2 separate regions of the Homo sapiens genome follow, and region 2 is linked to region 1. A link is a loop called in an ENCODE intact Hi-C map of the cell type or tissue named here. Cell type or tissue: B cell. All regions are shown on one strand. Links, peaks and the distances in the headings refer to the core of each region. The heading gives the core; the rest is flanking DNA.

Region 1 (11,457 bases), core at 1,387-9,386:
CCTGGGTCCCATCTTGTCAGGGATGAGCTCTTGAGGATGGCCGGTGGTTGCTTTGGGATTGTTCTTAAGCCTTCTTGCAGCAGCTCTGAACTTCATAATGTACCACGGTGGAGAGACTCCTCTCCCATTTTATGGTCAAGTAAACAGGTCCAGAGAGGTTCTCCATTCCCTAAACAGGCCCCAGTGAGGTGAGAAGGGCAGGGCCTCCCACGTGCCCAGCTGCTTGCCCCAGGTTGGGGGCTCTTCCCTGCTGGGCTCTGCTCCTGGGTTTTCATCAATGCAGGAGGCTCTGACACCACACCTTCAGCCAGGCCCCCATCTCCCAGGGGAAGCAGGCTTAGGGGCTGCCCTTGTGAAGTCATACAAGAAGCCTGATATGAGAGATTAGAAACTCCCCGCAGCTCTCTGGGGGTTGTTTTTAAAAGGAATTAAACTGTCCTGAGAGAGATGTGTAAGACTAAGCTGAGATGGGGACCACCATGAGAACTGAAACACTCTATTTGGAGCTTTCCAGAAATACGCAGATTTGAGGAATTCTGGAGTAGGGAAGGACATTGGGGCAGGAAGGTGACCCCTTCTCACACCAGGACTCCAGAATACATGAATATCAAAAGGCAATGACAGTCCCTGGGAGAGGGAGGGGCCACGTTCCCATTCCTCTTGGCTGCACAGCTTCTGGGGAGCAGAGATTCTCAGCCAGGCATCCGTGAACTTGGATGGAGAACACGTGGCATCGTTATTTTCACTCACCTGTAACTGAAGTTCGCATTTGAACGTAGGCAAAAACCACAGTCATATCAGTAGCACCTGTGACTTTGTCACCAACAGAAATCCAGATGTTTTCGTGTCACTTTGAGGTTGCAGATACCTCAAATGTCATTCATGCTCTTTACTACGTTTAGGTGATCACAGTGATTAGACTCACTGCTGGGCTTTTATTATTTCATGTGTTAATGAGAAGAACGTATACTCCCATTTCATAAATCTGATGATTTAAAAATAGTTTGACCATTGTATTTCAGTGTAACTCATTTCCTTTGCAATTCTGTGTATTTTATTTCATGCATTTAAAGCATTATTCTGAAGAGGGGTCTGTAGATGTCAGACTGCTGAATGGTCCCATGGTGCAAAAAAGTTTAGGAATTCCTACTGCTGGAGCAATTGGGTAGAGAATTCGAGGTGTTACCTGACAGCTGGGGAGGGCTTTGGTGTTCGGCAGGCCTGAGTTAGCATCATTGCTCTCACTTGCTGCAGATCCTGAGAAAGTGACTTTATCTCTCAGAGCCATCGTTTCCTTATGTGTAAAACAGAGATGAAGAATGACCACCTGGAAGGATTGTCCCATGTGAAAGTGCCTGCCTCTTCCAGCAGCTGACAGGTAGTAGGAACTCACTGTGGGTAGTAGCTGATGGCGGTGGCACCAGCTTATGTAAGCCCACAAGACTCAAGCAGGATTCTCTTTTTACAGAGGAAACTCCAGGCTACGTTCATTTCTTACTGTCCCTCATGTAGAAAGGTAAACTTGGGTCATACCTGGATACTGTCTCTCATCTTTTTCTTTTGCTCTGAGCAAGTAGCTCCCATGTATCCAATATGAATCTTGGTCCATAAATTCAAGCATTTGAGAAATAAAATTACAAATATATACTTGAAATGCTTCAAGTGTATCTGAGAAATTCTTGGTATGTCCACACAGTGAAATATTACTCAGTCATAAAAAGGAGTAAGTACTGTTACATACTACGACATGGATGAACCTAGAAAACATGCACTAAGTGAAACAAACCAGATGCAAAAGACCACATATCATAAGACTTCATTTATATGAATTGTCCAGAATAAGCAAACCCATAAAGACAAAAAGTAGATGACTGGTTGCCAGAGGATAAGGGGAGGGAGAATGGAGAGTGATTGCTAATAGGTATAGGGTTTCTTTTTGGAGCGATGAAAATATTCTGGGATCAGATAGTTGTGATGGTTACATACTTAGTGAGTATAGTAAAAGCCGCTGAAGGGTATTCTTTAAAATGTTGAGTTTACGTTACATGAATTACAGCTCAAGAAAAAAAGTAAAAATCACTGCCAAACCTATGGACATTGAAAAGATAATAAAGGAATATTATGAACAACTCTATGCCCACCAATTTGCTAACTTAGATGAAATGGAATAATTTCTTATTTCTATTAAAACTCATACAAATAGAAGTAGATTATCTGAATAGGCCTATATCTATTAAATAAATTGAATCAATAATCTTCCAAAACAAAAAAGTTTCAGGCCCAGATGGTTTCACTGGTGAATTCTACCAAACATTTAAAGAAAAAATGGCCGGGTGCGGTGGCTCACATGTGGAAGCCCAGCACTTTAGGAGACTGAGGCAGGCAGATCACCTGAGGTCAGGCGTTCAAGACCAGCCTGGCCAACATGGTGAAACCCCGTCTTTACTAAAAATACAAAAAATTAGCTGGGTGTGGTGGCAGGTGCCTGTAATCCCAGCTACTCAGGAGGCTGAGGCAGGAGAATCACTTGAACCCAAGAGGTGGAGGTTGCAATGAGCCGAGATTGTGCCATTGCACTCCAGCCTGGGCAACAAGAGTGAAACACACACACACACAAAAGAAAAAATGATGGCAACTCTCTACAGTCCATTCCAGAAAATAGAAGAAGAGGGAGTGCTTCCTAACTCATTCTATGAGGCCAGCATTACCTAATACCAAAACCGGACAAAAATATTACAAAAAACGAAAACTACAGATCAATATCTTTCATTAATATAGGTGTAAAAATCCTCAATAAAACATTAGCAAATTGAATCCAACGATACACGAAAAGAATTATAGATCACAGCTAAGAGGGATTTATTCTGGATATACAAGGCTGATTCAATATTTGAAAGTCAACTAACGTAGTTAATTACATCAACAGGCTGAAGAAGAAAAATCATAAAACTAGATACAGAAGAAACATTTGATAAAGTCCAATACCCATTTATGATAAAAATTCTCATCACACTAGAAATAGAGAGGAACTTCTTCAGCTTGATAAATACTTATACAGAAAACGTACAGCTAACATTATGGTGAGAAACTAGATGTTTTCCCCCTAAGACTGGGACCAAGGCAAAGATGTCTTCACTTACCACTCATATTTAACATCGTACTGGAAGTCCTACGTAAAGCAAAAATATAAGAAAAGGAGATGAAAGGTATACAGATTGGGAAGGAAGTTTCTGTTCACCAAATAACATGATTGTCTATGTATAAAATCCCAAAGAATCAACAATGACAAAAAACAACATTCCTGGAACTAAGCAATTATAGTAAGGTTTCAGAGTGCAAGATAAATACACAAAAGTCAAGTGCTTGCCTATATACCAGCAATGAACAATTGGAATTTGAATTAAAAATACAATACCATTTACACTAGCACCAAAAAATGAAATAATCAGATATGAATCTAACAAAATATATACAAGATTTATATGAGAAAACAATAAAATGGATAAAAAAATCTACAGAAATCTAAATAAATGGAGAGGTATTCCATGTTCATGTATAGAAAGACTCACTATTGTTAAGCTGTCAGTTCTTTTAGTTTTATCTCTAGACTCGATGCAATCTCTATCAAGACTCCAATAAATTACTTTGTGAATATTGACAAACTCATTCTAACACTTATATGAAAAGAAAAAGACCTAGAATAAACAACACAACATTGAAGAAGAACAAAGTCAGAAGACTGACATTACTAACTTACTAAGACCTGCTATAGAGACTTGTAAGACTTACTATAAAGGTGCATCCATACAATGGAATATTATTCAGTGGGAAAAAGAAAAGAGCTATCAAGCCATGAAAAAACATGAAAGAATCTTAAGTGCATGCATATTGCTAAATGAAAGAAGCCAATCTGAAAAAAACTACATACTGTATAATCCCAACTATGTGATGTCCTGGAAAAGGCCAATCTATGGAAGCAGTAAAAAAGAAGAATGGCTACCAGATGCTGGAGGGAGTAGGATGAATAGATGGAGTATAGGGGATTTTCTGGGCAGTGAAAATATTCTGTGATACTGTAATGTGTATTGATATTATATATTTGGAGAAACTCATAGAATTGTACAACACAAAGAGTGCACCCTAACGCACACTGTGGACTTCAGTGACTACTCTTGTATCAATATTGGTTTATTAATTTTAACGAATGAACCGCACTAATGGAAGATATTAATAATAGAGGAAACTGTGGGTGGGAGGAGGAAGGAGAGGGAGTATATAGGAACTCTCTGTACTTTAATATTTCTATAAACCTAAAACTACTTTAAGAATTAAAGTCTATAAAAGAAATAGAAATAAACATTGTCTCCTTTTTTTTTTTTTTTTTGAGATGGAGTCTCGGTCTGTCACCCAGGCTGGAGTGCAGTGGCGCAAGCTCAGCTCACTGCAATCTCCGCCTCCCGGGTTCACGCCATTCTCCTGCCTCAGCCTCCCGAGTAGCTGGGACTACAGGTGCCCGCCACCACGCCCGGCTAATTTTTTGTATTTTTAGTAGAGATCGGGTTTCACTGCGTTAGCCAGTATAGTCTCGATCTCCTGACCTCGTGATCCGCCCGCCTCAGCCTCCCAAAGTGCTGGGATTACAAGCGTGAGCCACCATGCGTGGCCTTGTCTTCTTATGTTGACTGAAATCCGATGCCAAGCCCCATCCTGCCAGGAGCTGTCCGGGAGCTCAGAGCTGTTCACTTTCCTGCCACAAACCTTCCTCAGGATGGTTGCCTTCTTATTTAGCATGGGGATAGGGTGAGGGGAGAGCACAATGTACAGAAAGAAATAAATTAATAGAAATATAAATTATCCTGTATTTGTACTCTGAGGTCTTAGGAACAGCTCCGGGGAAGCTTGGGTTCTGACCTGAATCTCTTCCTTTGGCCTCTGGCAGAGGAAACAAGGAAGGAAGCAGGTCTCCCAGGCAACCTGCCCACACTGTGGGTGGCCAAAAACGACTCGTTCAACACCTCTGAAGACTGACTCACTGGGACGTTGCAATAGACGTGATTTCCCCTTGAAGCCAGAGGAATATCCCCTATTGCTCATATGGTCATAACATCATGGGCCTATATTTGGGCGGGGCTTTCGTTTGCACACTCATGTAACTTTCCAGGGAGAATCTGCCCAGACCCTGTGCCAGGCACTGGGGTTAGAACCATTATGTTAGATGGGACATTGACGTCAGAGTTGAAAGCCCGCTAGAGAAATAGGCAGTTATAACGCAGGCACAGTGGAAGCAGAGATGCTCTGGGAGCTGAAAGGGTGGGGGTGGACATCCAGCCAAGCCTGGAGGTCAGAAGATCTCCCCTGAAGAAGTGACCTGGAAATGGAAGACAGAAGAATGCATATTAAGATCCACATCAGAAACAGGGGAACATGGTGGAAATGTTTCAGGCAGAGGCAGCACATGCAGGAAGAAGTTTTATGGAGAGGAAAGGTAGAGGTTTGAGACTGACTAGAGAAGAAGGGCACAGAACTCTTGGGGTCCAGTGAGCCATGTTATGGGCTTGAGTTTTGACTCAAGGCAATGAAAACCCAAAGGAAAGGTTTCAGAGGGCTGGGAGAGAATGATGTAATCAGATATGCTTTCTCAGGGACAACCGTGCATAGAACAACATGTATACTATGGTTCTATTTATGTTTAAAAACCCATGATACGACTTATTGTGTTGATCTACGTGTGCTTAAATCGTCAGTACCAGATTGTCTTGATTACTGTAGCCCTAGAGCAAATCTTGAAGTCAGATAGGATGAGTCGTCCAACTTTGTCCTTTTCCCAAACTGTATTAGCTATTTTAAGTCTTTGGTATTTCCATATACCGAAGGCATGTTATTCATTTCTATTTTTTAAAGTTTGCTGAGATATTGACTGGGATTGCATTGAATCCATAGATGAACTTGGAGGAAAACTGACATAATATCAATATTGAGTCTTCTGACTCATAAATGTGGCATATCTCTCCACGTATTCATTGATTTATCTTAGCAATGTCTTGTAGTTTTAATGGTGGGGGTTTTCCACATTCTTTGGTAAATTCCCTAAGAATTTTGGCTTTTTGATGCTATTATGAATGGTGTTTCTAAAAACTTCACTTTCAAATTGGTAGTTATTAATATGTAGAAGTACAATTGACTTTTAAATACTGACTTTGTATTCTGTAACCTTGATAAATTCGCTAATGGTAGTTTTTAATAGATTCCTTAGGATTTTCTAAGTATACAGTCATGTCATCTCAGAGTAAAGACAGCATTACTTCTTCCTCCCTGATATATACGTGTTTTTTCCTTGCCTCATGGCAATGGCTATGACCTCCAGAACAATGTTGAGTAGGTAAGAACAGACATCCTTGCTTTGCTCCCAATAGTAGGTGAAAAGCGTTCAGTTTTCACCTTTAAGTATGATGTTAACTGTAGATTTTTCATAGATGCTCTTTATAAGTTTGAGCAGTTCCCTCTTACTGAGGGTTCTTATAAACGGGGGTTGAGTTTTTTCAAAGGCTTTTTATGCATTCATGAAGTAGTTATGTGATTTTTTTTCACTCTTCTTTATTAATGTGGTGAATTACATTAATTTTTGAAAGTTGACTTTCAGTACAATGACTTTCAGTACAACAACTTTCCAAGTACAGCATTCCAAGTGGGTAAGTCCCATTTGGTCTTTTTATATATTTTTACTTATTTCGGAAATGATTATATTTATATATTTCTAGACTTCATTTTTAATTGTTTTGATAAGAATTTTTGCATCTTGAAATGTAAAATGAGAGATATTGATCTGTACTATTCTTTGTTTGGTAGTGTTCTTGTCTGGTTTTGACATCAGGATTATGCTGGTTTCATCAATGAATTGGGAAGTGTTTCCTCTTCCTCTATTTTATGAAGGAATTTGAGTAAGATTGATATTATTTCTTTCTTAAAGGTTTGATACAATAGCTTTTTAAAAAGCATTTTTAGTAATACATGTCTGCTGGTGACCATCTTTTCAGCATCTTTTTGTCTTCAAATGTCTTTATCTTCATTATTTAAAAATATTGTTTTACCTATAACTTTCTTCACTTCCCAACCCTTTGATTATTTTTATAGTTCTTTTCATGAAAAATTTACAAACATTAAAATGTAAAAAATTTAACTGTACAATTTTGACAAATGTGTACATCCATGTCATCCACAGACCTAACAATATATAAAACATTTCAATCACACCATTAAGTTTCCTAACTTTTGTTTTTGAAGAATATTTCCACTGGATATAGAATTTTAGGTTGAAAGTCCTTTTTTTGTTTTGTTTTTCTTTAAGCACTATAAAGATGTATATCACTCTATCCTAGTTTGTGTTGTTTCTAAGAAGTCAGTAGTTTTTCTCGTTGTTTTCTACATACAATGTGTCTTTTTCTTCTGGCTGCTTTTTGAGATTTTCTCTTTATCTTTGATTTTCAGCAATTAACTATGATATACCTAGGTCTGGTTTTCTTTGCACGTATCCTTCTTGGGTTTTTAGAGCTTCCCAGATCTATGGGTTCATATTTTTTATTAAATTTGGGAACATTTTGGCCATTATTTCTTAAAATATTTTTTTCTGCACCCATTTTCTTTCTTCTCTCTTTTTGAGACATCAATTACATATCTATTAGAACTTTTGGTTGTGCTCAGAAGTCACTGAGGCTCTGTTCATATTTTGAAAACCTTTTTTATTTTCTATATTTTAGTTTGAATGGTTTCTATCGTTTAAGTTCACTGATCTTATTCTTGCAGTGTCCAGTCTTTTATTCAGTCCATCCAATGAACTTTTCTTTTCAGAGATTGTGTTTCCTTTTGGTAATAGATTTCCATTTGGTTCTTTTAAAAATAGCTTCCAGGCCGGGTGCGGTGGCTCACACCTGTAATCCCAGCACTTTGGGAGGCCGAGGTGGGCAGATCACCGGAGGTCAGGAGTTCGAGACCAGCCTAACCCACATGGTGAAACCCTGTCTCTATTAAAAATACAAAAATCAGCTGGGCATGGTAGTGCATGCCTGTAATCTCAGCTTCTTGGGAGGCTGAGGCCAGGAGAATTGCTTAAACCTGGGAGGCAGAGGTTGCAGTGAGCCGAGATCACGCCACTGCACTCCAGCCTGGGCAGCAGAATGAGACTCTGTCTCAAAAATAAAAAAAAAAAGGTTTCCAATTCCCTTCTGAGATTTCTCCATCTGTTAACTTGCTCTGTCCATTTTTCCTTGAAATCTCTGAACATATTTATAATAGATGTTTTAAAGTCTTTGCCTCCTAATTTCAACATACCTACTCTCTTTGGTTTTTATTCATTGAATTACTTCCCTAGTAATGAATTGCATTTTTCTTCATCTTCATCTGTCTAGTAATTTTTTCAGTGTATTCTAGGCATTATGGATGCCACACTGTTGAGCGTCTGGATTTTCTTGTTTTTCTTTAAAGAATTGTATTCTGCCAGGCAGTTAATTTATAGGTGGATAAGCAGGATCCTTTCAAGTGTTTCTTAAAATTTAATGGATGTCTAGATGTCAAGAATTACCTTCCTAGGATCTCAGATGAATGACTGAGGTATCCAGTGAAGTTCCTCCACCCTGGCTGATTGGAAATCCAATGTCTCCCAGCACTGTGCAACTTCTAGAACCTCTGTTCAACTCCAGGCTTTCCAGTAGCTGTTTCTGCCAGGCTTCATGAGGTCTTACCCTGCACAGCTTAGTATTCAGCTAATGTCTTCTTGAGCTCTTCTTTTTCACGTTTCCCTCTTTTCCAGTTCCTTGCCCCACACAGTCCAGCCATTTGTAGAGTTCCAAACTCCAATTTCTGTCTCCTCAACTCGGAAAGCCCCCTGTACTCTGCTTGCATTCTACCTCTATGCTTCAAACAACGGAAGTGCCTTCCAGCAGAAACCCAGCGAAATCAAGAGGCTCCCCTTGTGTGTTTCCCTTCCCTGAGGGATTACAGTCCTGTGCTTGCCTGTTGCCCAGTGTCTATAAACAGTTGCTTCAGCTGTTTTGGGTAGTCTTATAATTGTTCATGGAGGGAGGCTTAGTCCAGTGCCAATTATCCCTTCTCATCTGATGGTGAAAGCACCCCTTCTTTTGGGTGGACTCTCGAATATCACCTCTTTTATGAGATAAATCTATTTGAGTATGATCTGTGGGATTTTAAAAAATAAAGTTTTTAGAAGGATAAAGATCAGACTATTGGTAGTGGTTATTCTAGGTAGTTTTAAAGCTTATATTTTAACATTTTAAACTTATCTGTACAAGGCTTTTAAGTTTTGTTTTTTAATTAGACTTTTACATCTTGAGATAAATCGTAGATTCATATGTCATTCTATGAAATAATAAAGAGAGATCCTTTGTACCCTTTTCTCAGTTTGCTCCAATGGTAACATCTTGCAAAACAAATACGACAATATCACAACCAGGATATTGACCTTGATACAGTCAAGATATAGAATATTGCTATCACCACGAGGATCCCTCATGTTGCCCTTTTTTAGCCACACCCACTTCCCTCCTGCACCTGCCCTAATGCTAACCCTAGCAACCACCAATATGTTCTCCATTTCTATAATTTTGTCACTTCAAAAGTATTGTGCAATGAAATAATATGTTACGCATTCTTTTGGCATTGACTTTGTTTTTATTCAGCATAATTTTCCGGAAGTTAACCCAGGTTGTTGTGTGTATCAATAGTTATTTCCTTTCAATTGCTGAATAATATTCCATAGTATAGATGGACCATAGTCTGTCGAACCATATTCTAAATTGAAAGACATTTAGTTTGTTTTCAGTTTTTGGCCATTTTGAACAAAGCTGTTATAAACATTCATGTACAGGTTTTCGTATGAACATAAGTTTTCCTTTCTTTGAGATAAACGCTCAGGAGCACAATTGCTGGGCCATACAGCAGTTTTAATATATGTTATTTTGTGATATAAATTTCTCTCTCTGAACTACTTTAACTGTATCCCACCAATTTTGATACATTGTACATTCATTTTCATTCCTTCAGTGAATTTTTGGATTTCTCTTGAGACTTCCTCTTTGGCCCATGAATTATTTAGAAGTTTGTTTAGTTTTTGAGTATTTGGAGATTTTTCTGTGATCTTTCTATTATTGATTGCTAGTTTGATTCCATTGTGGTCATAGAATGCACTCTGTATGATTTCAGTTATTTTTAAGTAATTGAAAGTTTGGTTGTTTTAAGGCCCAAGATATGATCTATCTTAGTTTATGTTCCGTAAGTACTTGAAAAAAATGTGTATTCTGCTGTTGTTAGGTGGAGTGCTCTAACATGTTTATTAGATCCTGTTGACTGATAGTGTTGTTGAATTCTTATGCATCCTTGCTGATTTTCTTTACAGTTGTTCTATCAGTGGTTGAGAGAAGGATGCTGAAGTCTCCGATTATTTCTTGTTTTTTACTGTTTTTAAATTCGATCGCTTTTGGGGTACAGGTGGTTTTTGGTTACATGAATGAATTGTATAGTTGTTAAGTCTGGGATTTTAGTGGATCCACCATCTGAGTAGTGTACATTGTACCCAGTAGTTGGTTTTTCATCCCTCACCCCCTTCCATGTCTCCCCCATTCTGAGTCTCCAATGTCCGTTATACAACTCTGTATTTCTTTGCAAACCCATAGCCTAGCTCCCACTTAAAAGTGAGAACATGTGGTATTCAGTTTTCTGTTTCTGCCTTAATTTCCTTGAGATAATGGCCTCCAGCTTCATCCATGCTGCTGCAAAGGACATGATTTTGTTCTCTTTTTTTGGCTGTATAGCATTCCACTGTGGCAGTCCCCACTTATAATTATGAGTTTGTCTATGTTTTCTTTCTGTTCTCTCAGTTTTTGCTTCACATATCTTTTTGGTGTGAACACATTTAGGTTTGCTGTGTCTTTTAGTGAATTGACCTTATGTCATTATATAATGTCCCTCTCTGCTTCTGGTAATTCTCTTTGCTCTGAGCTCCACTTTATCTGATATTAATATAGCCATTGCTGCTTTCTTTTAATTAATGCTTGCACGATATATATTTTCCCACCCTTTTACTTTTAATTTGTCTATATATTTATATATAAAGTGAGTTTCTTGTAGACAGCAAATGGTTGGGTTATGTTTTATAATTCACTACAAATCTCTGTCTTTTAATTGGCTTATTTAGTCCATTTAAATATAATGTAATTACTGATATGTTAGGGCTCAAGTCTGCTATTTTGTTATTGGTTTTGCATTTTTTCCTATGGACTAACTGAACATTCTTTAGAATTCATTTTTTATTTTATCTGTAATGCTTTTATATATATCTATTTGTATAGCTTTTTGAATGGTCACTGCATATATTGTTACTTATCACAGTCCACTGTTATCATTTTACCAGTCCTAGTGAACTGTACCTCCCTTTATTTCCCTTTACCT
Region 2 (11,457 bases), core at 1,643-9,642, 51 kb before region 1:
TTTTCACTCATCTTCAACTGAAATTTAGCATTTCCATGAATAATCAATGTAGGCAACACATCACAGTAGTGTCAACAAACAGTACTTGTGATTTTGTCACCAATAAATTTACAGGTATTTTTTACATCACATTACAGCAGTTGGAGGTAACTCAAAATGTCATTTGCATCTGTCGCTATTTGGAAATTATGCCAGTTATTAGTTCCGCCACGAGATCGTGTTATTTAATGCATTAATAAAGAAGCACATTTATTACTAGATTTCCAATTTGATTTATTTATGTTAAAGCTGTAATATAATTGTTACGGTATAATTGGTTTCCTTTATAATCCTGCTTATTTTGTTTTACAGATTTAAAACATTAATCTGGCCGGGTGCGGTGGCTCACGCCTGTAATCCCAGCACTTTGGGAGGCCGAAGTGGGCGGATCACGAGGTCAGGAGGTCGAGACCATCCTGACTAACATGGTGAAACCCTGTCTCTACTAAAAATACAAAAAATTAGCCGGGGGTGGTGGCGGGCGCCTGTAGTCCCAGCTACTCGGGAGGCTGAGGCAGGAGAATGGCCTGAACCCGGGAGGCGGAGCTTGCAGTGAGCTGAGATCCCGCCACTGCACTCCAGCCTGAGCAAACAAAACAAAACAAAAAAAATAAAACATTATCCTGAAATGAGGTCCATGGGCTTTACTGGGCTGCCAAAGGGGTCCATGACTTAAAAATGGTGAAAGACCCTGCCTCAGAAGGAGCAGGTTTAATCAAATCTTCTTCTGCCACCAAGGCAGGCTCTGCAGTTGTGGGATTCAGAACAGCCCAGAACCAAGGAAAGTTGGGCTGGGGATGGGTGACAACGACAATGTTTTACCTTAGACTGATTATCTGTTGACCCAGTGGTTTGAATTGAGAGGCATCCTTATTCAGAACCCCTAAATCCTGCTGATGTTGGTGCACTGGGGAGGCAGCGGGACTTCTCCCAACGGGCAACAAATGTTGTCAGTGAGTTTGCCTTTTGAAAAAAATGGTAAAATACTATGGTGAGCCAGGGTGGAGTCTACTAGAACTAGGCAGTATCACCTTCAGGAAACAAAATGGTTTCTAGGTCAAAGAGGCGTATAACATTGTGTATGTTGATATAAAGAAAAAAGATGCCTACTTTTTTTTTTTTTTTTTTTTTTTTTTTTGAGATGGAGTCTCGCTCTGTCACCCAGGCTGGAGTGCAGTGGTGAAATCTTGGCTCACCGCAACTTCAGTCTCCTGGGTTCAAGCGATTCTCCTGCCTCAGCCTCCCCAGTAGCTGGAACTATAGGCTCGTGCCACCATGCCCAGCTAATTTTTTGTATTTTTAGTGGAGACGGGGCTTCACCGTGTCAGCCAGGCTGGTCTCCATCTCCTGACCTCATGATCCGCCTGCCTCAGCTTCCCAAAGTGCTGGGATTACAGGCGTGAGCCACCGCGTCTGGCCAAAAGATGCCTACTTTTAAAGAACATTAAAAATTCTTTTTACTGTAGACTGCAAATACATTTAGAAAGGGCACATAGCATGCATGTATGGTTTAATAAATAATTATAAAATTTGGAATGACCACCAGGAAATAAAATGCCACTCCCTCTCCCAACAAGCCTGCCATGGACTTCTCCCTGATCATAATGCTACCCCTTTCCAAGAGACTGCCACTCTCTGAACTTCTGTGGTTTCAACTTGTAGATTACTAATGAGATTGTGCATCTTTTTATAAGTTGATTGGCTATGAATTTTTTTTCTGTGAAATGCAAGTTTATGTCTTTTGCCTATTTTCTACTCAGATGTTTTCTTTAACTTATTGATTTATAAGAGTATCTTATCTATTTGGGGTGTTAAATGTCAGTTATATGTGTTGGAAACATATTCTCCAAGTTTAGGGTTTGTGGTTTTTTTGTGTGTGTGTGTTTTTTTTTTGAGATGGAGTCTTGGTCTGTTGCCCAGGCTGGAGTGCAGTGGCGTGATCTCGGCTCACTGCAAGCTCCACCTCCCGGGTTCACGCCATTCTCCTGCCTCAGCCTCCCGAGTAGCTGGGACTATAGGCGCCCACCACCACGCCTGGCTAATTTTTTTGTATTTTTAGTAGAGACAGGGTTTCACCGTGTTAGCCAGGATGGTCTTGATCTCCTGACCTCGTGATCCGCCCGCCTCGGCCTCCCAAGGTGCTGGGATTACAGGCGTGAGCCACCGTGCCCGGCCCTATGGGGTTTGTGTTTTTACATTTTGTTGTCGTTGGTGTTGTTGCCCAGGCTGGAGTGCAATGGCATGATCTTGGCTCACTGTAACCTCCGCCTCCCGAGTTCAAGTGATTCTCCTACCTCAGCCTCCCAAGTAGCTGGGATTACAGGCATGTACCACCATGCCCGGGTAACTTTGCATTTTTAGTAGAGAAAAGGTTTCTCCATGTTGGTCAGGCTGGTCTTGAACTCCTGACCTCAGGTGATCTGCCCACCTCAGCCTCCCAAAGTGCTGGGATTACCAGCGTGAGCCACCGCACCCGGCCTTTTCATCTGTATTTTCTTTTCAATGTTTTAAAGTTTTGTTTTTCACATTTAAGTATTTAATCCATCTGAGGAACTTCTGCTTTAAAGTAGAATGCAAGAAACTAGTGATAAGTTTCTGTTGTAACAGCTTGAAACACTAGATAAATTATAATAATTGTATTAGTCTGTTCTCACACTGCTAATAAAGACATAACTGAGACTGGGTAATTTATAAAGGAAAGAGGTTTAATGGACTCACAGTTCCACATGGCTGAGGAGGCCTCACAATCATGGCAGGAGGCAAAGGAGGAGCAAAGTCACATCTTACATGGATAGTGGCAGGCAAGAAAAGAGAATTTGTGCAGGGAAACTCCCCTTTATAAAACCATCAGATCTCATGAGACTTATTCACTATCATAAGAGCAGCATGAGAAAGACCTGCCCCCATGATTCATTATCTCCAACTGGGTCCCTCCCACAACACATGAGAATTATGGGAGCTACAATTCAAGATGAGATTTTGGTGGGGACACAGCCAAACCATATCAATAATCATATTTTTAAATGCATCAATGATCTGGGAAAGCAAATAAAATTAGATTAACTAAAAAAAGGAAGAATGTTGCTTAGGTGAGCCAAGATCAACAGCCTCTTTGGTCCAAAGGACATTTGCTGAATCTAAGCACAAAGTTAGGGTCAGGATTGCCATAGGGAGAGGTTTCTAATAGGGGAATGAAAAATCAGCAAAGTCAGATTTTTCTGACTTTCTCAAATCCGAAACATATTTGGACAGACATTTCACCAAAGAGTATCTACAATGGCAAATAAGCACATGAAAAGATGTTCGGTACCATTAGTCACTGGGGAAATGCAAAGTAAATCCACATTAAGTACCAATAGCAAATGTTAGTGAGAAGGTGGAACACTTGGAACCCAGACCTATTGGTAAGAATGTAAAACAATACAACTGGCTTGGAAAACAGTTTGGCAGTTTCTTAAAGTGTTAAACATACATCTACCACATAATCAGCCATTTTTCTTGTAGATATTCGCCAAAGGAAGATGAAAGCATGTGTTCATGCCAAGACTTATATATGAATATTCATAGCAGATTTATTTGTAATAGACAAAAACTGAAAAAAAAAACAACTAAATGTCCATCAAAGGTAAATAGATAAATTAGGGTAAATCTATACAACAAAATATTATTTAGCAATAAAAAGGATGGAGTTATTTTATTTTATTTTGGAGAGGGTCTCGCCCTGTTGCCTAGGCTGGAGTGCAGTGGGGTGATCATGGCTCACTGCAGCCTCCACCTCCTCAGCTGGCTCAAGTGATCCTCCTGCCTCAGCCTCCTGAGTAGCTGGGACTATAGGTGCACACCACCACACCCAGCTAATTTTTAATTTTTTTTTGTAGAGGCAAGGTCTTACTATGTTGCCTAGGTTGGTCTTGAACTCCTGGGCTAAAGCCATCCTCCTGCCTCAGACTCCCAAACTGTTGGGATTACAGGCTTGGTCCGCCACACCCAGCCAGGATGGACTTTTGACACATTCAACAGCATGGTGAATCTCAAAACAATTAAGATGAATGAAGGCATCTAGACAAAGAAGAGTACATACTATATGATTCCATTTATTTAAAATTCTAAAATTCTAGAAAATGAAAACTAATCTATAGTAACAGAAAGCAGGTCAGTGGTTGCCTAGAGGCAGTGGATGGATGGGAGGAAGGGACTAGAAAGGGCCACAAGAAACCTTCTGGGAGTAAAGGACGTTCATTATCTTGATTGTGGAGATGTATTTTCATGGGTCTATATGTATGGCCAAAGTTCTCAAATTGCACTGTTTACATATGTGCACTTTATTGTATATCAATTATATCTCGATAAAGCTGTAAAAAAATTTTTAATCCTACAAAGAAAACTCTAGGCCCAGATGATGTTACAGATAAATTATTTCAAACATCTAAGGAAGAAACAGTACTAATATTACATAAACTCTTTAATAGCATAGAGGAAGAGGAAACACTTTAAAAAATAATAATAATAATGGAGATAGGCTCTTGCTATGTTGGCCAGGCTGGTCTTGAACTCCTGGGCTCAAACCATACTCCCACCTTGGCCTCCCAAAGTGCTGGGATTACAGGTGTGAGCCACTATGCCCAGCTGGAAACACATTCTAAGTCTTTTTGTGAGGCTAGTATAACTGGATACTAGAACCTGACAAAGACGTTACAGAAAGAGAGAATAACAGGACAAATTCTGTCATGAATATAGATGCAAAGTTCTAAACAAAATGTTAACAAATTCAACCCACAGTGTACAAGTAAGATAATGCATATGACAAAGTGGAGTATTTTCTAGGATTGGAAAATTGGTTTAATATTAAAAGATCAACCAATGAAATTCACCATGAAACAATACAAAGGATAAAAAGACATATGATCATCTCAATAGATGCAGAAAAAGCACTGGATAAAATTCAACACTTGTTCAGAATAAAAATTCATCAAACTAGAAAATTTCCGTTAGCTGATAAAGTGTAATTCATATGGAACTAATTTTGTGTTATGTACAAGATAGAAAGGATTCTATTTTATTTTTGTATATGAATTATCAACTATGCCAGCAACATGTATTGAAAGGGCTCCCCCTTTCTCCTCTGACCTGTAATGCCATCTAGGTCTTAAATCATACTTCCACATATGTGCAGATCTATTTCCACTGACCTGCCTATACCTGCACCAGTACCACCCAGTCATAGCTTTAGGACGCATTTTGATCCTTCATAAGGAAAAACCACACCACCACCTCTGCCCACCCACTTCCTTTTTTTTGAGACAGGGTCTCACTCTGTTGCCCAGGCTGGAGTTCAGTGGTGCAATCTTGGCTCACTGCAGCCTCAACCTCCTACCTCAGCCTTCCGAGTAGCTGGGACTACAGGCGTGAGCCACTGTGCCTGGCCACACTTCTTCCTAGGAGTATCTTGTATATTCTCAGTCCCTTGCTCTTCCATATACAGTACTGAAACACCTGAGCAAATTCCACTTACAACTTTGTTGGGATTTTTTCTTGGGGTTGGTCGCATCAGATTTGGTGAGACTTCATTCTTATACTTTGCTATGAGACATGTTTTTCTTTTAACGTGTTTATAAAGACTGATTTAGTCTTTATTTAGTATGTCCAACATCTGGCTTCCTCTGAGACAATTTCTATTGACTTTTATTTCCTGTGTGTGGGATATACTGTTTCTTTGAGTGCCTCATAATTTGTAGTTGAAAACAGGACATTTTACATTTGGAAATCAGATTCACACCCCCTTCCCAGCGTTTGTTGTTGCTGCTGTTTGTTGATATTGTTGTTGCTGCTACTGTTTAGTTTGTTTAGTGGCTTTCCTGTACTAATTCTATGAAGTCTGTATTATTTGTTTTGTGTGGCCAAGGAAGTCTGTGCTCCTTTAGCTTAGTGGTCAGCTAATGTTTAAATAGAGGTTCTTTAAATGCCCAAACCAATTGATCTCCCTGCACTTTGCCAGGGAACTGTGCGTGTGTGTTGACAAACACTCTGATTGCCCTAGTTAGTTTACATCTCTGCCTTAACTTTCACTTCCTGCTTGAGCACATGCCGAAGGTCAGCTTGAGGTGAGAGACTGGGGCCTTGTCAGGTCTTTCACGGGCATGAACATGTGCCTACTCTTCTAGATCTCCAGGACTATGTCAGAGCTTTCCAAAGCCCCCTAGCTCATTTCCCAGATTTTGCCAGAGGCAGCTGCACTGTTAAACAATTGCTGTTGATTGCTTTCAACAAATACTCCAGTAGTAGGGCAAGCTCTGAGTCAGGTCAAATAAAAACATCTGTGAATGGGGCTTTTCCAGGGAATTGCCAGCGCAGTCAAATAGTGACAGTTCTCTGGGATGGGACCTTTGGGGGTGCCCCAAAACCACCTGCCTCCTCCAGTGGCTGCAACATTGCTGCTTTGCACAGCTACCATGGTTGTAAGATTTTCAAGTCTACCTCAGAGCTGGGGAGAGGGAGATGAGAACAGGGGAAGTTAAAAATGCTGCAGAACTCACTGTTCTTACTGAGAGTCAGCATTTTTTCTTGAATAAATGCTCCTGAGATTGTTGCAAGTTTTTGGTTAATTTACAGAGTTCTAAAAAGGTTTTTATTTTATTTATTTTTTATTTTTTTTGCCAGTGTTCTCACTGCTTTTATGGAGGAATGAATTTTGGGGGGTCTCCACTCTGCCGTTTTGGAAGTGCTTCTCCAGGATTGCATTGAATCTTATAGGTCAGTTTGAAGAGAGTTGATATTTTTATAATACATTTTGTCCATAAAATGGGATAACTTGCCAATTATTTCTATGTTTTTCAGTGAAGTTTTACAGTATTCTGTATATTGTCTTGTAAATGTTTTATGTTTACTGTCCTAGCTTATGTTGCAACAATTATCTTGTAATTTAAAAAAATATGTATTTTGTTAGTTGCTGGTGTACAGCAACGGAATCCATTTTTTTGTACAGTGATTCTAGAGCCAGTTATCTTAACTGCCAATCTTATTTCTAATAATTTCTTTCTTTCTTTTGCTCGCTCACTCTTCTTTCTTCTTTCTTTCTTTCTCTCTCTGTCTCTCTCCCTCCCCCTTTCCTTTCCTTTCCTTTCCTTTCCTTTCCTTTCCTTTCCTTTCCTTTCCTTTCCTTTCCTTTTTCCTTTCCTTTCCTTTCCTTTCCTTCTAGATGGAGTTTTGCTCTTGTTGCCCAGGCTGGAGTTCAATGGCGCAGTCTCAGCTCACTGCAATCTCCACCTCCCAGGTTCAAGCGATTCTCCTGCCTAAGCCTTCGTAGTAGCTGGGATTACAGGCATCAGCCACCACACCTAGCTAATTTTTGTATTTTTAGTAGAGACGGGGTTTCACCATGTTGGCCAGGCTGGTCTCAAACTCCTGACCTCAGACAATCCACCTGCCTCAGCCTCCCAAGGTGCTAGGATTTCAGGCATGAGCCATCGTGCTTGGCCTATTTTTAATAATTTCTTTGTGTCTTCTTTTCAGTTTTCTGTATAGACAAGCATATACTCTTTGAATAATGGCCTTTTCTTCTTCCTTTACAATGTTTTTAAATTGTGTTGTTATCTTAATATTCTGGCTGGGGTATCTGATATAATGGTGAATAGAAGTGGTAACAAGGCACATCCTTGTCTTGTGCCTGATCTTTTTTTTTTTGAATCCATATGTGTTTATTTAAAATTAACTGCTCTTGGAAACACCCTGCTCTTCACATGCTTTTTCAAAAATACCTTTGTTGAGAAAAAAGTTACATCCCAAACAAATCACTCATTTAAAGTGGTTTTTAGGATATTCAGAGTTGTGCAACCATCACCCCAATCAGCATTTTCATCACCCCAAAAACAAACCCCATGCCCATTAGCAGTCACTTAACTATTTCTTTCCAACCATCCCTAAGCAGCCACCAGTTGACTTTCTGTCTTTATGAATTTGACTGTTCCAAACATTTCATACAAATGCAATCACACAATACAGGGGTGATTTGCAACTGGCTTGTTTCACTTAGAATAAAGTTTACAAGGTTCATCTATGTTGTAGCTTATGCCTGATATTAAAAAGGATGCTTCGGCCGAGCGTGGTGGCTCATGCCTGTAATCCCTACACTTTGGGAGGCCGAGGTGGGCCGATCACGAAGTCAGGAGATGGAGACCATCCTGGCTAACATGGTGAAACCCCATCTCTACTAAAAATGCAAAAAATTAGCCGGGCGTGGTGGCACGTGCCTGTAATCCCAGCTACTCGGGAAGCTGAGGCAGGAGAATCGCTTGAACCTGGGAGGTGAGGTTGCAATGAGCCGAGATCTCGCCATTGCAACCCAACCTGGGGGACAGAGCGAGACTGTCTCAAAATAAATAAATAAACGAATAAATAGGATTCTTCCTAGTATTTCTTTGTTAAAATTAAGTGTTTATTATAGGCATTTACTAAATACTCTATTTCAGGTTAGGGAAATTCTATTCTTAGTTTTCTAAGAGATTTCCCCCCCGCCCCCAAACACTGATAATTTTATGAAATGCCTTTTAAGCGTCCTGTCGGACTCTTACACGGTTAATATGATGAATGACACCATAGAATTTTCTGCTGCCAAATTACCCTTGCATTCCTGGGTTAAACCCAAGTGGTCATAATGTATAATCATTTTTGGTTTCCTATCTTTGTATCTAGCGTCACAAATAAAATCGGCCTGTAATTTTTATTTCTTCTATCTTTATCTAGTTTGGATATCAAGGTTATGGTGCCCTCATAAAATGAGTTGGGGACTATTCTTTCTTCTTCAGTCATCTGAAAGGGTTTGTACATAATTGGAATGAGCTGGTTTTGTTATTTTTTTTCCAGGAAAAAAATGGCCATTTCATCTAAGTTTTAAAATTTATGAGCCTAATATTATTCACAGTATTATATGTTATTTTCATAATCTCTACTGCATCTGTAGTTATGTCTCTTTTTTGACCCTAATATTATTTACTTGTACTTTCTATTTCTTATCTATCTTGCCAGATATGTGTTTATGTTGTCAAATAACCATTTTTTGGCTTCATTTGGTTCTGACAAATATTTATTATTTCATTAATCATGGCTCTTATTTTTATTATCTCCTTTTTTTAGGAGGTAGGGACTAATCTATTGCCCTTTTTTTTTTCTTTTTTGAGACAGTCTTGCTCTGTCACCCAGGCTGGAGTGCAGTGGTGCAATCTCCGCTCACTGCAACCTCCACCTCCCAGATTCAAGCAATTCTCCTGCCTCAGCCTTCTGAGTAGCTGAGGTTATAGGTGCCCACTACCACACCCAGCTAATTTTTTGTATTTTTAGTAGAGACGGGGTTTCACCATTTCGGCCAGGCTGGCCTCAAACTCCTGACCTCAGGTGATCCACCCGCCTCGGCCTCCCAAAGTGCTGAGATTACAGGTGTGAACCACCGTGCCCAGCCCCTATTGTCCTTTTTCTAACTTCTTAGACAGTTTATTAATTTTCAGCCTTCTTTTCTCAGATTAGCATTTAAGAGGCCACAAATTTCCTTCTATGTATGGCTTTTACTTGTGTCCCACGAGTTTTGATATGTAATATTTTCATCGTCATTCAGTTCTAAGTATTTATTTAACTTATTTTTAGGGATAGGGTCTTGCTATGTTGCCCAGGCTGGAGTACAGTGGCTATTCAGAGGTACCAACATATAGTGCACTACAGCCTTAAACTCCTGGGCTCAAGCAATCCTCCCGCCTCAGCCTCCAGAGTAGCTGGGACTACAGGCATGCACCAATGTGCCCAGCTTCAGTTCTAAGTATTTTTAAAATGTTTCCAGTGTGATTATTTTTCTTTGACCTAGAGGCAATTTAGAAGTGTCCAGTTTTATCATTTAAAACTATTTTTGTTATGGCACTGTGGTCAGAGAATGTGGTCCGCATGACATCAGTTCTCTGAAATTTGTTGAGACTTGATTTGTGGCCTTGCCCGTGATTTATTTCAGTAACTGTTCCAGCTGGGCTTGAGAAGAATATGACTGTTTCTCAATAATTGGGTGTAGGGTTATATATATGATTATCAAATCCAGTTTAATTGTTTTTGATGAAATCTTTTGTTTGTTTGTTTGTTTTGTTTTGAGACAGATTCTCACTGTGTCACCCAGGCTGGAGTACAGTGGCCTGATCTTGGCTCACTGAAACCTCTACCTCCTGGATTCAAGTGATTCTCGTGCCTCAGCCTCCAAAGTAGCTGGGATTACAGGCATGCACCTCCATGCCTGGCTAATTTTTGTATTTGTTAGTAGAGACGAGGTTTCACCATGTTGGCCAGGCTTTTCTCGTGGACACAAGTGATCCACCCACCTTGGCCTCCCAAAGTGCTGAGATTACAGGTGTGAGCCACTGCCCCTGGCCTCTTTTGAGGCATTAATATTTCACAGAGGCTTGTCAAAACCTCACAATGATGATTAATTTCTCAATTTCTCCATGTGGTTCTATTAATTCTTGCTTTATGTAATATTTAGATTTTTAAAATTAGTTTTGTATAAGTTTAAATTTGTTTTATCTGTTGATGAGTTAAAACTGTATCACTATATCATATCTCTACTTCTAATAATACTTGTCTATTTTAATCTGAAATTGACACAGCTAACCACCTTTATTTTAGTTAGTTTTCGCTTGGTATTTCTTTTGCCATCCTTTGGCTTTCAGCACTTTTGTGTCTTCATACCTTAGAAATACCTCTTAGAAACTGCAACTGGCCGGGTGCAGTGGCTCACGCCTGTAATCCCAGCACTTTGGGAGGCAGAGGCGGGCAGATCACTTGAGGTCAGAAGTTCGAGACCAGCCTGGCCAACATGGCGAAACCCCGTCTCTACTAAAAATACAAAAAAAGTAGCCGGGTGTGGTGGCAGGCACCTGTGATCTCAGCTACTCGGGAGGCTGAGGCAGGAGAACCGCTTGAACCCGAGAGGCGGAGGTTGTGGTGAGCTGAGATGGCACCACTGTACTCCAGCCTGGGCGACAGTAAGACTCTATCTCAAAAAAAAAAAAAAAAAAAAAAAAGAAAAGGGAAAAAAAGAGAAAGAAAGAAAGAAACGCAACTAATTGTGTTTTGTACGTTTTCTTCAATCTAACAATCTCTGACTGTTAATGGGTCACTTTATTTCATTATGATTATTGATATATTTTGGCTAGTTCCCAGACTTTTGGCTTCATTTCTATTTGCCCCACTTTTTCTGTTTCTTTTTTCCTCCTTTCTTTCTGTTTTTTTGTAGTATATGTGTATGTGTGTGTATTAGCTTGTTTTTTTTGTTTTGTTTTTGTATGTTTGCTCATTAGGGGAATTTCATTTTCTTGGTTTTCAGTTTGGTTTTGCATTTAACTTTTTAAAATTTTTTTACCATTGCAGTGAGCTGAGATCGCGCCATTGCAC

Evidence for each region. Hi-C counts contacts between places; a loop is a spot of excess contacts. Peaks named below come from ENCODE experiments on the same cell type or tissue, not always from the same donor. Only the 100,000 strongest peaks of a DNase experiment are listed, where the experiment ranks them.
Region 2: it touches region 1 in a loop (4-fold over the local background); 4 of 110 quality-filtered maps call a loop at or near these places.

What each region holds. Positions count from the first base shown.
Region 1 is chr17:8,928,981-8,940,437 of GRCh38, reverse strand. The region is part of intron 1 of PIK3R5 (phosphoinositide-3-kinase regulatory subunit 5); the gene reads left to right. Among named protein-coding and RNA genes, the nearest start is that of PIK3R5, 31 kb to the left of the region's middle. RefSeq lists an enhancer at 105-174 and a silencer at 795-904. In B cell, for the core only: no CTCF peak of the experiment used is centred there; a DNase peak (open chromatin) is centred at 5,041; H3K27ac peaks cover 469 bases.
Region 2 is chr17:8,980,165-8,991,621 of GRCh38, reverse strand. No RefSeq gene overlaps it. Among named protein-coding and RNA genes, the nearest start is that of PIK3R5-DT, 20 kb to the right of the region's middle. In B cell, for the core only: CTCF peaks have their summits at 4,871 and 5,072; a DNase peak (open chromatin) is centred at 6,131; H3K27ac peaks cover 596 bases.